2 separate regions of the Mus musculus genome follow, and region 2 is linked to region 1. The links are chromatin loops, found by intact Hi-C in ENCODE. Cell type or tissue: left cerebral cortex. All regions are shown on one strand. Links, peaks and the distances in the headings refer to the core of each region. The heading gives the core; the rest is flanking DNA.

Region 1 (8,132 bases), core at 2,098-6,097:
CATTCTGCTCCTCTTCATTGGGTTTTGTTGATGCTGATCTTCTCTGGCAACGCTGTTGCCTTGCCTTCTTTGCTGACTTCACTGAGAAATGCACTAAAGAACTTGTGAAATTCCAGCGACAAGAATCGCTTCTTTGAAGACTCCAATGATTGGCAGAGTCTCCAGTTTTTTTAATGGATTGAACTGACATAGTTGATTGATGAATGGTGTTTGTGCATGGATCAAGCTACCATTGCTGACACATGAACTGCTGATATCCTGACATTGAAGATTGGAATTGCCCCAAAGAACCATTTTTAAACAGGTCCATGTTGGGTATTGGGCTATACACAGACAGTCTGGTCTCCAGTCGAGCTGAGATGTTGAACCCCAGGACCTGGTGTTGATAATTCACCTACATGGGATGGGAGGAGTTCTCTCATGTCTCCTGGAACCCTGGCTCCTGTCGAAGTTACTGCTCCCTCAGCCGCCACAAGAGAAGCATGGTTGGTAGTCATGTAGGCAGTGTCCCAAGCTTCTGACCTTCAGGCTAAACAACTCCCCAGTTACCTAACAACAGCACACCATAAGAGGGGCTGTTTGGCCCCTCCTCACTCTCTTGCTCTCTTGCTCTTACTCCCCTTAGTCTCCTCTTTCCTCTCTCTTCCTCTCTCTCCCTCTTACTCTCTAGCCTTTCTTCTCTCTCTCTTGACCATGACCGGTCTCTCTCTCTCTCTTTTACCTTCTCTCCTTTTTTCCCTGACTCTCTACAATAAAGCTCTAAAACCATAGACTCTCTCTGTTCATCAAGGCCTGCTGCGCATACTCTTGCCTGCGTGGAAGCCTAAGTCCTCTCTCCCATAACCCCGGGGCTACAGGGTGTCGCCCTGGGGACCGGGGGCCCTGGTCAGGGGCTGCCCCTTGTCCACCCCCCGTCGAGTGGGGTCAGTGGCTTAGATGCCCACCTGGGGCAGAGTGGAAAGCATCTGGCAGCCCTCCCTTGTCCGTCTGCCCAGAGCATAGGAGGCCGGGTGCAGGCTATCCTCCCTCCCACTCTTTCCCCTATGCCCCCTTTTAGTTTCCACAGGTCCACATTTTATTTTGCCTATTAACCTTTCCTCTCCACTGCCTCTGGAGCTAGAAGGGAGGTTAAAGGGTTTAGGAATACTTATTAAAATAGGTTTTGAAAAATCTAAGCCTATCATAGAGGATAACACCGTCATAAGAGGTGAGAGTGGGCAATGCTAAGGAGACCACTGTGTTAACCTACACAGTAGGAAAGCTATTTATAAAGTCTCTAGAGCTGACACCCCTTTCTCTGAGGCATGTTTTCCCATTCAGGTAAATGACAGACTCATTTGGACCAAGTCTTTTTTTTTTTTTCAATAAACAGGTCTATTTGTACTTTATTTTTTAAAATATTTTTTATTACATATTTCCTCAATTACATTTCCAATGCTATCCCAAAAGTCCCCCATACCCTCCCCCCCCCCACTTCCCTACCCACCCATTCCCATTTTTTTGGCCCTGGCGTTCCCCTGTACTGAGGCATATACAGTTTGCGTGTCCAATGGGCCTCTCTTTCCAGTGATGGCCGACTAGGCCATCTTTTGATACATATGCAGCTAGAGTCAAGAGCTCTGAGGTACTGGTTAGTTCATAATGTTGTTCCACCTATAGGGTTGCAGATCCCTTTAGCTCCTTGGGTACTTTCTCTAGCTCCTCCATTGGGAGCCCTGTGATCCATCCAATAGCTGACTGTGAGCATCCACTTCTGTGTTTGCTAGGCCCCGGCATAGTCTCACAAGAGACAGCTACATCTGGGTCCTTTCGATAAAATCTTGCTAGTATACGCAATGGTGTCAGCATTTGGAAGCTGATTATGGGGTGGATCCCTGGATATGGCAGTCTCTAGATGGTCCATCCTTTCGTCTCAGCTCCAAACTTTGTCTCTGTAACTCCTTCCATGGGTGTTTTGTTCCCAATTCTAAGGAGGGGCATAGTGCTGGACCAAGTCTTATGAAGGGACAAAGTTGTATCTTTCTTCTTTACCAGAAAACCTCTGGCTAGTTATCTGATAAAGCTTACATAGTCATTTATTAACAATGCTATATTCATAGCTGAGGAAATGTGACTTAAATATTATTCTTTTGACCAGTAACCAGAGTCTTGCTGTTTCAGTTCTTGATTATGAGGGCAAAGGGGGGGGGCATCTATTCCTAATACCATCTAGGCCTGCTAATATCTACCTTGTGTGAATTGATGTTCCTAAGGGAAAAAAAGCAGCCACATTTGTGTTAGATCTACAAGACTTGATTGAATGATTAGAACTTAGGCAGTTGTGGAGAGTTTTTTTGTTTGTTTGTTTGTTTGGGTTTTTTTTTTTTTTTTTTTTTGGTTTTTTTTCGAGACAGGGTTTCTCTGTATAGTCCTGGCTATCCTGGAACTCACTCTATAGACCAGGCTGGCCTCGAACTCAGAAATCTGCCTGCCTCTGCCTCCCAAGTGCTGGGATTAAAGGCATGTGCCACCACCGCCCGGCAGTTGTGGAGAGTTTTAAAGTTGTAGGTCCAGAGACAAATTGTCTTTTGTTACATATAGCTCTTTACAACCATTCATTGCCCACCCATGTGTCTGCCTTAATGTCCTTCTGCTTTTTAGGTAAATCCCTTTGAAATGTACTAACAGATCACTTGGTTTCACCAATCAAAAGGCTAAGAATTTTCCAGATAGCTATAACCCACCTGTACTGGCTGGCTTTGTGTGCCAACTTGACACAAGCTGGAGTTATCACAGAGAAAGGAGTTTCTGTTGAGAAAATGCCTCCATGAGATCCAGCTGTAAGGCATTTTCTCAATTAGTGATCAAGGGGGAAGGACCCCTTGTGGGTGATGCCATCCCTGGGCTGGTAGTTTTGGGTTCTATAAGAGAGCAGGCTGAGCAAGCCAGGGGAAGCAAGCCAGTAAGAAACATCCTTCCGTGGCCTCTGCATCAGCTCCTGCTTCCTGACCTGCTTGAGTTCTAGTCCTGACTTCCTTTAGTGATGAACAGCAGTGTGGAAAAGTAAGCTGAATAAACCCTTTCCTCCCCAGCTGGCTTCTTGGTCATGGTGTTTGTGCAGGAATAGAAACCCAGACTAAGACACCACCTAACTTACATTTCCACTAATTGTTTTTTTAAAGTTGTCTTGATTTACTACTTTCTTTTGTTCTGGTTATGTAAATCAATGTCCTAAGCCACACTCTACATGTATTTTGCTCGATAATAAATTACTACTATCTTTGAGAGCTTGTGCTTGGTTTTCTGGTTACCCTCGACATGTACATTAGCTAAGAACAGGGTGAGATTTTTGTTGTTGTTGTTTTGTTTTCACTTCCAGAACACAGAATGTTCTGGTGCATGATAAGAGCATTAACCACTATTCTTTTTCAGGGATTTTTCTTTGGACTCTCCTTTTAAATTAAAACAAACAAACAAACAAACATTTTTTTTTAATTCTAGAAAAATGGTTGTGTTTATTGGGATACCATAGTTGCAAACATATTTAATTAGTACTGACTGCTTTGTTGAGTTTTTCTACCCAAGAAAGCTTATTGCCTCCTATTTATGTTCATATTTGGCTTTTAAAGTGTTTTAAAGTTAGCCCCAAGTAAATGTGGCACATCTCTTGAGCTCTGAGTATTTTTGCTGTTGCTTTTGTAGCTGTGGTCTTTTCATTCACACTCGTACTTATGAAGGCTGATTTTAGTGTTCATAATATCCTGTTAACTTACTAAATTATCCTTTTAATACATTTTTTCCCATTGACCAGAAGAATGTCTCTTTGAGACATCACTAATCTCAGTGATACTGAAACACAAACGCGAAACCGGATAAGGACCGGCATGCTCACTATGATTAGACAGAAAATCCCAACTTCTTTTGCCAGAGTAAGGACAAACCACTGAGTGGAACTCCGTGGCTCCCTAGAGTGGCTCTGGGAGCAACAGGGCTCCACCGCTTCCGGCCTTTGTGGGAGTCCGCGATGACTTCCGGTTCCTGGGAGGGCTGGATTCCCTTCCCTGCGCAGGAGCGACGCGGTGAGCGAGCTCGTGCTCCAGGCGGGGGGAGGGTGCTCCCTGCTACCTAGACTCTCGGCCTTAGAAAGATGCTTGGAACCGGGGGAAAGGCCACCCGGGCTGCGCTGCGGCTGCCTATGGGTCCCCCTGGGGCGCGGAGCTGGCCCGGACCTAGGCACGCTGCAGAACTTTAAGTTAGAGTCACAGAACTGGAGGGGCAGGAGAAAAGCAGAGCACCCTCCCCAACTTCTAACCTTTATGAGTGGTTAAGTTCCAACTAAAGCCAGTTGGGAGACTGTACTATGTATATGTGATTTGTGCCAGGTACGCAGAAAAAAAAATCAAAAGCAGCAAGGCAGGCGTACCCTACTCTTGTACTCTTTCCGTTATTTTTGGTGGTACTGTTAGTTGAACTTCCCACCCGCCAGGCAGCGGTTGCCCTTCCCCAACGCTATCTGCTAATTCCAAAATTTTTTGTTTATTTCAGTTAGTTGTTGTTCACTTTAGGAGTAAGTGGAGGTAAGTTTCTTCCCAAGCTTTACTCCCTGAAGTCCTGAAACAATTTGACATCTTTTTCACTTTTGTCTATTTTTGTGAAAGTCCACGTACAATCCAGTCAATACAGTAGATTAACCGGAGGGCAGCTTTTCAACTCTCCCACTTAACTCTTAGAATAGGCGGTATTTGCTTATTGTAGTTCGTGTTAGTAACGATGACTTATCCCTTAGGTCCACTGGGTAAGAAGATTTACCAAGGAGTTATTACTTGAAAGATTGATACATCTTTTATCTAGCTACGATGACATCTACTAGTGATACCAAGGTCTGTAAGAACCAGGGTGGACTTTTGGAAATAAAAATGGAGGAAGAATGTAAGTATACCACCAGACAAGATAGGAACCTACAAAAGAACACTTATAACAGAGACGTCTTCCGAAAATACTTCAGACAGTTTTGCTACCAGGAAACTTCTGGACCCCGGGAGGCTCTGAGCCGGCTGCGCGAGCTCTGCAGACAGTGGCTGCGGCCGGACTTGAACAGCAAGGAGCAGATCCTGGAGCTGCTGGTGCTGGAGCAGTTCCTGACCATCCTGCCAGGGGAGCTGCAGGCCTGGGTGCAGGAGCAGAATCCGGAGAGTGTGGAGGAGGTGGTGACTGTGCTGGAGGATTTAGAGAGAGAGCTTGATGAACTAGGATACCGGGTAAGAAAAAGGGGGGAGGGGTCCTCTTTCCTAAGCGCGACTGAATTTGTAGGCCAAAGTGAAGTATACCACTATTTTACAAAGCATATTGACATTTAGTTGGATCCAAAGGGGACTTTAAGTGTCATGGGAATTTGGAGTTGAACTTGTACGTTGTACATCCTAGCCTTGGGCTTGTAATCTTCCTGTCTCATATCCTTGGTGCTGAGATTACAGGTATGTACGTCCACTCCTGTCTGGTCTTAGTTTAATTATTCCTTTTCATCAGTGGGGTTGTTTTATTTCTGTGCTAAGCTACAAAGTTCTATCTGATGCTTAGTTCAGACACACAAGGCATATACTACGAGCGAAGATACTAGAAGAAGAGGAAGAAGAAGAAGGTATTAGATGGTGGTAATAGGGTGCGAAACAGCCTCTTGTAAAGACTATTATGTAATATAAACAAGTAATTGAGAAATGGGTGTTGAGCTGGGTAGGAGCACATGCCTGTCAACTAGCACTCAGATGATGGAAGCACATAGATTGGGGTTTGAGAACAATATGGGCTATACTGCAAGTCCCTGTCCAAAAAATAACAAGATTGGGGATATGTTTCAGTGCTAGAGGACTTGCTTAGTATGTGCAAGGTCCTGTGTTTAATCCACGGTGCTATGTGTTTAATCCAGTGATAGCTATGTACACAGTTATGGAGCTGTTAATACTCCCAAGTAGAAACACTGGTGGAGGATACCAGCTGTTAATCCCTCTTTGTCCAGATCTGTTGGTGGACAGCAAGACTTCAGTGGTGTGAATTTGATGGATTCTTCACCAGTGCTAGGGTGGGACTTGCCACCTGGTGTCTTAAGAAACCTCTCACTTGTGCTATAAGCAAGCTCAAGGAACTCTTGGTTGGCCAAGCTAGACTTAGCTGGGATCTTTATTTGGTTGGTCAGTGCCCTATCTGGAGTGAAAAGAAGCTTTCTCACATCTCTCCAGGAAAAACATATATCCACTGCCCTGATTTCTGTAGTAAACAGTTAAAAGATGGAGGTGGAGGTCACTATCCTGAATGAGTGAGATATGGGAGCAGAATGGAGAGTTAGATGGGAGGGTCCGTGTGGGGGATACATGCTTGAGGGATAGAAAGCCCATTTGTGTTGGAAACGAGAACTTTTGAGTAGGAAAGTTGAGATACAGTTTATGACATTGACCATAAACCCCTCAGTTTGAATTTTCTTCTAGTACAAAAGCTCTAAATCTTTTCTCTATAGTCTAAATAAGCTATAAAAAATTACATAAAAGAGGCAGAAAAAAGAATCATTTATAACCCTTTTTATCTTTGTCTTAACTGTGACAAGGCTGGTTTTCAACCAGTGGTAATTCCGAGCCAAAGAGGACGTTTGTCAGTTTCTTAGAGAAATTTGGTTGTTATAATTGATGAGCACAGGATGATTCTACACATGTTACAACACACAAGCCAGCTTCAGACACCAATCAATGCATTTGCCATGAGCATGTGAGAAGAGCTAAACTTAGGACATCACAGTACAAAGAGGATGAACCTGTGAAATAAAAGAAGTGCAACCTGGCATCCAGGTATAAAATAAAAGGGAGAGAGAAAAGGAGCCAAAAAGTTTAAAATAGTCAATGAATTCACAGTTACATGTAAGAGAACTGATAATATCATTCTTGACAGAGTTAAGGGCTGTAGGTGGCCATTCTGCAGGGGCTTTTTTTGAATGCACCAGTGAACATCATATACAAGCTACTCCGTAGATTCTAGTCTACTGAGAAGAGATAGAGGAAAAAAGATGTCAGATGTTGATATCAAAAGCACAGAGAAAGGGGTAGTAAAGTACTGAGGGTCACACCATTCAACAGACAGGTCATATCACAGGCCTTAAGTGTTACCAGGATGTACAGGGTAGAGGGAAATTTGTAGAGAAGATGAAAGAATTAAAGAACTTATATATAGACTTAGAGACCATTATAGAGATATTAGATTTTGGCAAATGGAAAGTCAGTGTCTAGCTTTGAGCAGAAAAGAAATATAAAGTAAATTTTAAAATAATCACTCTAGTTGTTATATTGGGTAAATTCTACATGGTGGTGAGGAGACCTGTAGGTCAAAAGTTGAGTTAATGGAAATCATTTTAGGAAGTTGTACCTATTAACTAGAGATGCAGTCAGTTGTAAATCGCCCAGTGTGGATGCTGGAGACCCTGTATTCTAGAAGAGCAGCAAATGTTCTTACCTACTGTTCTTCAGCTCCTTCCTCTAGAATTCCTTTTTCCTCCTCTCTGCTTTCTTTCCATCTTTCCCTTCACCTCTTTTCCATCTCCAATTTTTGAGCACTAGGCAAAGATGTGAAAATAACAGGAGAGCAACAAAATATAGCAGTATCAGGGAAAAGAAGGTTCCCTGGATTGAGTGACATTTTCAAATGACCTTGAAAAATGAGTGCGATCGAGACATGCTGATTGCTGTGAAAAAAGCCATCCGGGCTTGAGCAGGCAGGAGCCTGTGTGAACACTGTACTCTTTCTTGTTTGCTGCTCTTAGAGTGCTTCTCCCATTTCCCCCAGGCCTCAGTCCAAACTGAAGAACAGGTAACGTTTCAGGAGGTGAAGCCTTTGGCAACAGAGCAGAAACCCAGCGTGTCCCTTCAGTTTGTCAAAGCCAAGCCTGGGTGTGAACTTGCAGGCCGTGAAGCCCAGGAGGAGCAAGGTAAAGAAGGGGAAACAGGCTGATAGGACCCCAGGGCTTGTTGGGTGCTTCCTGCTGTTTCTCGTTAAAAGTGAGAGGGCTGCCCAGAAATCTGATGCTCACGTGTTGACATGCATGTGTTGTGGTTTGTCACCCTTTAGTCATCTACCCTCACCCCACCCCCCTTCTTTCTTTAAACCCAGAACCTCAT
Region 2 (8,132 bases), core at 2,023-6,022, 120 kb after region 1:
TTCCTGGCTGGTTGCGAACTCGCGTAAGACCCCAGGATACTGCTCGGGGGTGGGAAAGCAGAGTCTGATGCACGGTTCCAGGGGTCCCTGAGCCTTGGAAGAGACTGGGACCATGGAGTTCCCAAGCTCTTGGACACCCAAGTGCTGCTGAAAGTCGTGGAAGAGCTGAGAACAGAATCCGGGAACCATGGGCTCATCTAACCCAGGGCCAGGGTGGGGGTTGGGGGTGGGACAAAGCTGACCAGCAGGTGATTGACCTTGGCTTGATGGCAGCAGGCTTGGGCTTGGTGGCGGTTGTGACTGGGAGTGCAGAGAGGCCTTCTACAGGAGATTAGACAGCGGCTCAGCTCTGTAGGCGAAGGCCTTCTCCATGGCTCCCCACAACAGATTCTGATGAAAACGGACAGTCTGTGGTTCCAAATCACTTATTGCCATAGTGGAAAGTAGATGTGTAAAACCATACCCCACTTCTCAGTGTGAGCCTGAGATTAATTAAATACCTTTTGCAGAGAGGAATGTCTGGGAAGGAAAGCTTATTGGCAAAGCCCTCCAGGCCTCTAGGTACCTTATTAGAATGGCCATCTCTGTCTTGAGCCTATGTGACCCAAGTCATGTCCTTTTCCTCATCTACATGTGGAGGGGCTTGGGGTGATGTCCTTACGTGACTGGTGGCTACAAATCTATGGGGGGGGGGGCTGTGGCTCATGACAGAAGCCTGGTACCCGGGAACAGGAAAAGATCATACCATCCTTTCAGGGTCTCTGGGGCTTCTAGCCTTAGCTCAACCGAGGACCAGGCTACCTTTCATTGTCCACTTCCCCACACACTGGTATAAAAAAAATCTTGTAGTCTTAGTGCAGAGGAGGTTGAGATAGGTGAATCACCCAGGCTCACTGGCCAGCCAGCCTAGGCTACATGGTGAACTTCAGAGCAATGGAATTTGAAATCCAAGGATTTTCTGTGGCCTCCACAGTCAGGATCATGTGCTCAAGGGTATGCATCCACACCTACTTCCCAAATGAATAAACAACTTGTGGTACTAACCAGGACACCTTTGAATGTGTCTGTGTTGGCGTCTCCAGGGAGGACTGTCTGAGTGGAGAAGAAGCACGGTGATGTGGGTGGTGGCACTGTCACATAGGCTGGAATCACAGACTAAAGAAAAGGAGAGCCAGATGAACATCAGGCTTCCTCTTTCCCTGCTTCCTGATATGCTAGGATGTAGACAGGACCAAGTAGCTTCATGCCACTTCTGCTGCCATGCTCCTGCCATGATGGATGGTGGTACCCTCACACTGAGAGCCCAGATGTGTCTTTCTTAAGTTGCTTGTTGTCAGGTATTTATCACAGCTATGAGAAAGCAACTAATACGTCTTGTATATTAGTTAATTGTGTGATACTGTGGTGATATTCCTGATATTGGAAGGAAAGACTTATTTGGTTCATGGTTTTTAGGTGGATTTCAGTCCATTGTTGCAGGAAAGGGATGGTGGTCATCAGAGGAGTCAGGGGCTCTGCACATTTTAGATTTCTAAGAAGCAGAGAAAGGGAATACATGAAGGAGCCAGAGAAAGTCATAGCCCCTAAGGGCAAAGCATCAAAGACCCACTTCCTCCAGTTAGGCTCTGCCTCCTCTTCTTCACCCCCACCCCGGTTATGTCATCCTATAATGAATCCATCAAGATGATATTCAGTTTGTGGGGTTATAGCTTTTGTGACCAGAGTATAGAAGGTGTATGGATTTTCCAAATCCACTCAAATGGACAGGATTAATACATATCACAACAGCTTAAACCAGAATGGGGCCTCACTCTGGTCTGAGCTGCCATCTCCTTTCCCATCTCTTTTTAGCCCTACTTAGTAGCTTTTGGACTGAATTACTCACTAATGAAGTAAGGCAGGATCTTGCTTAATTAAAAAGAAAATTGCCATGGAAGTGTTTTTTTTTAATTTTTAAAAAATTTTTGATAACTGTACAAAGAACATTACAATGGATCTCCATATGCCGCTCACCCAGCTTCAACAAATATCACGTTTGTGTTATTTTATGGTACCTTCTTTTTTTCCCCTTAAGTTTGCTTTAGCAAATCTTAGACATTCTATTGGCTCATCCATCTGTACAAGTATTTCCATATAAAGTTCTAATGAATAACTACAAAAACTGACAGAGAGACAGGAAAGATGTCTTAGTAGTTAAGAGCATTTGCCGTTCTTTTGAAGGACCCGTGTTGGTTAGTTGTTTTTGTTTTTGTTTTTGTTTTTAGACTTGACAAAACTAGAGTTGTCTAAGAAGAGTGAAGCTCAGCTGAAAATATGACCTTATCCGATCAGCCTATAGACAAGTCTGTGGAATTTTCTTGACTGATGATTGATGTTGAAAGAAACCCTCACTGTGCATGGTGCCATCTCTGGACAGGCAGTCCTGGGAAATACATGAGAGCAATTCAAATAAACCAGGGAGCAAGCCAGCAAGCATCATTCCTCTAAGGATTCTGCTTCACTTCCTGCCCTGACTTCATAATGGTCTGTGATTGGAACTTGTAAGCCAAATCACTTCGTTCCTTCCCAAGTTGCTTTTGGTCATGGTGTTTAGCACAGCAATAGAAACCCTAACTATGACAGGAGCCGAGTTCAAGTCACAACTGCCTGCAGCCCCAGGTCCAGGGGACCTGACGTCCTTGTCTGGTTTCTGCAAGCACTAGCACACATATGGTATTCACACAAACACATAAATAAAAATAAATCTTATAAAAACCATAGTACCATTCTAACAGTTAAGTTTCCAATAATTGCTTAGTATTCCTGAGTTCTAGTTTTCCCCAATGTCTTAGCTGTATCTTTTTACAGTGTTATGGGAAGCTTACCAGAGATGATAACTGAGACACAGTGTATATACAATCAAAGTCTTTATTCCAGCCAGCTGGGACCACATCCAAGTTTTGGGGGTGCATCTGGATGTGGCCCCCAGTGTCCAGAGCATGGGATTTTTGAGTGCAGAGACTTCATCAAGGCATCTCCCTCGGTAGCTGTAGTGGAGACCACAGGACAAGCAGTTCAAAGCAAGCAGTTTTAAAAGAATTTAAGACAAGCAGTTAGACAGCCGCAAAGAGATTCCACACAAATAGGCAGCTAAGATAAAGGCTTAGCTGGAGGGGTTTCCTGAACAAATAAGCAATTTCAACAAAGCTTAGGTAATTTAGCTAGGGCATTCTGATCATCCGTTCCTAGAATAGCACTGGGTAGTTTTCCATGGGATTCTACAGGAAGATCAGATTCCAGTTAAACCTCGAAACAGCCTCAGCAAGAATATCAGATGGAGGAAGCTTGCACCACCTCACCCATCACAACAGTTGTTTGGTTCTAGTCATGGCCGAAGTAAAGTTTGTCACGGCACCTGGCAGATCGGTCTATTGAGTTTCTTTTAGTTGATGACAGTTCACCTTTCTCAGGTTTGGGAGTGCTTGCATCTAACCTTTGTGTTAGTGTGTCAGCCAGGCTGTAGAGAAACAGGAAGAAATGAAGTTGGAATGGGATGTCCATGGGGTTGGGGACTAGAAAGTTTCTGGAAGTGCATAGAGGGAGTTTGGATGCTTGTAATGCACAAACTTTTTTGCTGAAGAGCTGGAAATCTCTAGTTATTTGGATAGGTGCCATAGTAGACTATACTGGCTCTTTACTGCCTATAGTGTCTTAAGAAGTGGTGGGAAGTAGGATCTTGAGTCCGTGTCTGGAGGATTCTTCTCTCAAGTAGTTTGGCCTGGAGTGGGAGGAAAGGGAGCAGCAGGAAGAGGACAGGACCAGGGACAGACAGGCCCCTTCAGACAAGTGAGTGTCCTGCTTCTTTCACGGTTTCTAAGACATACCAAATTTCTTACCTTTTCCCACCTGCATTCCCCATTCTGCAAAGTCTACTTGCCAGCTGAATTTTCGAGTCAGCACTGTAACAATTATGAAGGCAAGCTTTAGATCAGAAAGAACCAAGGGTCCCGGATAACTTACTTCCTCTGCTTAAACATATACTCCTGTGTTACCCATAGTCTACAATCCTTTCCCCAACAATAATGGGTTAATTTGGAAAGAACCACAGAGAAGCGCATCCTAGAGGGCGCCGGAAGTGGCTTGGGTTCCCACAATGCTTCCACCAGAGTCTGGATGTAGTTTATTTGCCCCGAGCATCCCTTGAGAATATTGTGGGTTTAGGGTGGAGTGCAGAAGACTAGGATTGTAGGTGACACCTCTGCAGCTGTGCCTTTGGTGACCCAGAGCACGAGGGGAGGGAGGAGATAGATCTAGTCTGAATTCCCATCTTGCGAGAATCTTCTGCAGATACAGCTTGTAGCTAGAGGAGCCTGGAGTTGGCACAGAATGGCTAGAGAACCCGGAACGTCCGCAGCCCTAAACGCTCGGTCTGCAGAAGAGGGCACTGGGCTTCTAGTGGTGAAAGTGGAACAGGAAGAGGCCTCCCCCTTGGCAGAGGAGACCAGTTGGCTGGGCAGTCCTGGGCCTGACCGCTCCCGCCAGCGCTTCCGTGCTTTCCGCTACCCAGAGGCAGCCGGACCCCGGCAGGCGCTGAGCCGGCTCCGCGAGCTCTGCAGACAGTGGCTGCGGCCAGACATGCACAGCAAGGAGCAGATCCTGGAGCTGCTGGTGCTGGAGCAGTTCCTGACCATCCTGCCAGGGGAGCTGCAGACCTGGGTGCGCGAGCAGCACCCCGACAGCGGGGAGGAGGTGGTGGCGCTGCTGGAGTACTTGGACAGGCAGCTGGATGACACACCTCCACAGGTAGAAGGAACAGGTTTAGTTAGACCCATGTCCTGTGCCTTTCAGAAACCAAGCAAGATCCAAGGAAGGCATTGCTTAGAGCCCGCAAAGTCTGTCTATGCTGGAAACCTGAGGCAACCAGCGAACTGACCTGGGCCCCTCAGGATAGTTAATCGCATAAAGGAAAATAAAAGGATTGTGGAAGAACTCGTTCCTAGTGAGGCTGGGGTAGAATGTGCCGAGCAGAGTGCTGAAAGGTTACATATGTACTTCTTGTTGTGTGGTGAGTAAGACACGAGGACAGGTTTGAGCAGTGGAATAGGCACAAATGACTTTGTAGGTGTTTTATTGGCTTGTCACGTGAAACAACATCTGCCGTGGCTTGCTGGCAGTCATATGATGCTTATGCCTCTCACACACACACACACACACACACACACACACACACACACACACACACACACACACAAATGTAGTTCTTCCTTTGACAGTGGAGAGGAATTCCACAGTTTTCTTAGAGCCTAGAATCTAAGAGTTTTTTTCTAGCCAAATTCTTGTATACCTTGTTTAAGAGTTTGGTAGAAAACAGGGTGTTTTTTACCTCTATCTTCTGACCTAAAGCAAAACAAAACAAAACAAAACCTTTTTCGAAATTTCATACACATCAACACTCCGTCTCCATCATATTCACCAACAACTCGGCTTCAATTTCCTCCAGCCACCACATATCCCCTTCTCCCCTTCATACAACTCCCCCTTTGTAAACTACCAAGTTCCATGAGTGCCACTTGCTGTCCCATTGGCTGATCGTGTTGTTTTGATCCTGTGCAGTAACCATACTGTCAGTGAGTTTATGGGTCAGTACCCATGTCTTTCCCAAAAGGTAGCTTTTTGAATTACACGTCGCCATTCCCCAATTCTTACGATTTTTCTGTCCTGTCTTCCACGAGGCTCACTGAGCCCTGGGAGTCAGGGGTTGATGTCGATGTCCTGTTTGAGGATGAACACTGGATAGTCACTTATTCTCAGCTCTTGGGCCAGTTATGAATCTCTGAATTAACTGCCACTGACTGCATAGAAAATCATCTCTGGCTATGGTTGAGGGCGACACGAACATGTATAAACACACTCTGGCCTGTTTTAGGGGATTTCTTTTCTGCAACCCCTTGTGGCCAGGAGACCAAGGTTCCAGACTTGGAGTTGTTGTCCTGAGCTCTGTAACAGTGGGAAGTCAATTCAAGTCTTAGAACTTTATTCTCTGAAAAGGATGTAGGAAACTCTGAGCATCCGTTTGCTATCAATGTCTGCCAGGAAACGACTTTCAGGAGGCTGCACTGCCTGTCTGTTCTCTGTTACTTGGCTTCACATACTGCAATTGAATTTGTTAGTTTCTTAAAAACCCCATTGGGTGGAAATTAGTATGCTTATTGTTTTTAGAGAAATGTTGACATTTTCGTATATTTTCCCATCACCTTCGTAACGACAGAGGGACAGAACAAGGAAGCAAAGCCATGGTTAATCCACAGGCTGTGCAACTGATCTGCCTGAGCTCCCATTGCAGCACTGCTACTTAGAAGCTACAAGACAAGGACGAACCGCTTAAACTGGGCCTCAGTTTCCAGTTACAAAATTCCAAACAATTCCAAAGTCCACAGGCTCTCTGCATTTCCATGAGTTATCATTTTCATGAAGCTCTTAGAATAGTGCCTGATAATATTGAGTCCTCCGACAAAGTGTGATGGGAAAGTTCAATTGAATAATAAAAAGCAAATGAATGATTTTTAGGTTTCAACGGGAGAATGGAGTCGCGAACTTCTCTGCTGCAAGGTGGCAGTGGTGACACCATCCCAGGACTCACAAAGTAGCCACTGCCAGGCAATGAAGTCACTCTTCAAGCACGAATCTCAGGAATCTTTGGAGTGTTCGCCCTTACAGGCCAGAGGTGAGCATATATCTGTGAGTGAGTATGTTTCTGTGTGTGTGGGGGGGGGGTGGTGGTGGCAAAGGAGGGATGGGTAGAAGGAAGAAGAGAGAGAGAGAGAGAGAGAGAGAGAGAGAGAGAGAGAGAGAGAGAGAGAGAGAGAGCTAGCCAATTCAGGGCCTTGCACATGCTAAGAGAGCAATAGAACCGCAATAGAACGGTGGTGAAGACAGCATTTTTCTCTACAGTTCTCCACCGTCTTCCTAATTTTACACCAGACTCAGAGTTTCTCATCATTTCCAGCAGCACCAGTCTTCATTTGGGGTTCACGTAAGAGGCCCTTTCTGTTCTCTGGCTGCCTTGAAGGATTCTCTGTGCTCTCTGACCCTTTCTAACCCAGTGCTTTGCTCAGGCCCTTTATTGATGGTGGTTTGTTTGTTTGTTTTTGCGTGTATTTTTTGAAGTACAATTCAAGAAATGCAAATTAATGGGTTTTTTTTCGTTTGTTTTTTGTTTTTTTGGTAATAATGTTAGTTTAGGTGTTTTCTTTTGTTTGTTTTGGGCAATGTTAGGGTTCCTGCTGAGGGCTTCATCCATGCTAGGCAAGCATTCTGCCACCAAGCTACCACCAAACTCTTATTTTGTCATCTTAAATTATAATAAAGTATACTCTCAGTGAAGGACATAAACACCAGGCTTCTGCCCTCAAAGACTTAGAGTTGCAGAGGACAGATATAGCCTGCCATTTTGGGGAATTAATGTGATGATTACATAACCTGGATTTTCACATTCATTCAGTCTTTCATTTCTTGCTTGAAGTCCTCAGTGTTTGGTGTTATAATAATATTTTTACTTTTTCTCCTGATTTTTTTCTCACCTAAGACCCAGGTTTTATTTTATTAAACAAAAAATCTAATTCAATGGGCCTTCACTTTGAGTTTGACAATGTAAATCTTTGGAAATTTGGAAACTTTTTTTCCAAGCCTTTTCATGTCCTGGACCAGTTATATATCATGTGATAATACTTACTGTCATACATGTAGTGACATGAACTGAGATCTTCATTGTTTAGACTCTCGGGTGCTTGGATTACAGGCATGTACCACAGTGCCTGGTTAGAGTTTTGTGTAAGTGGAGGAATATCTTTAGACACTTTACCTCCCTTCAAGAGCCCCTTTAAACAGTTTGCATGTGCCTTTGCATGTACCTCAGTTTGAGAGTATGAGATGCAGGTCCTAGTGGGATTAGCTGTTTTAGGGGCTACTGACTCTCTCACCTGGGTGGGAAGAACAGATTCATCTCAGAGGGATCTATGTAGGGATGAAAGGCAGGTATCCTAGTTTCCTTAGAAAAACCTGGCAGGCACTGTCTGCTCCCGAAGTCTTTTCCTTTGTGTGTTAGAAGCTACCTGACTCACAGAAGCAGTTTGCTGTGTGCCTGGTTTCAGAAT

The links. Hi-C counts contacts between places; a loop is a spot of excess contacts. Peaks named below come from ENCODE experiments on the same cell type or tissue, not always from the same donor. Only the 100,000 strongest peaks of a DNase experiment are listed, where the experiment ranks them.
Region 2: a loop joins it to region 1, with 11 times the contacts of the local background. A loop is called at or near these places in 4 of 42 quality-filtered maps.

The regions. Positions count from the first base shown.
Region 1 is chr13:21,358,815-21,366,946 of GRCm38, forward strand. It overlaps Zscan12 (zinc finger and SCAN domain containing 12), which reads left to right and starts at 4,006. Exons shown (of 4, transcript NM_016684.2): 1 at 4,006-4,058; 2 at 4,766-5,237; 3 at 7,801-7,942. The coding sequence starts at 4,836. In left cerebral cortex, for the core only: no CTCF peak of the experiment used is centred there; DNase peaks (open chromatin) are centred at 4,001 and 5,219; H3K4me3 peaks cover 1,601 bases; H3K27ac peaks cover 829 bases.
Region 2 is chr13:21,474,728-21,482,859 of GRCm38, forward strand. It overlaps Zkscan4 (zinc finger with KRAB and SCAN domains 4), which reads left to right and starts at 4,122. Exons shown (of 3, transcript NM_001039115.2): 1 at 4,122-4,782; 2 at 6,547-6,703. The coding sequence starts at 4,366. Gm40828 (a long non-coding RNA gene) reads right to left here and starts at 4,098. Exons shown (of 2, transcript XR_873159.3): 1 at 3,876-4,098; 2 at 2,890-3,496. In left cerebral cortex, for the core only: a CTCF peak has its summit at 4,122; DNase peaks (open chromatin) are centred at 4,138 and 4,682; H3K4me3 peaks cover 1,266 bases; H3K27ac peaks cover 871 bases.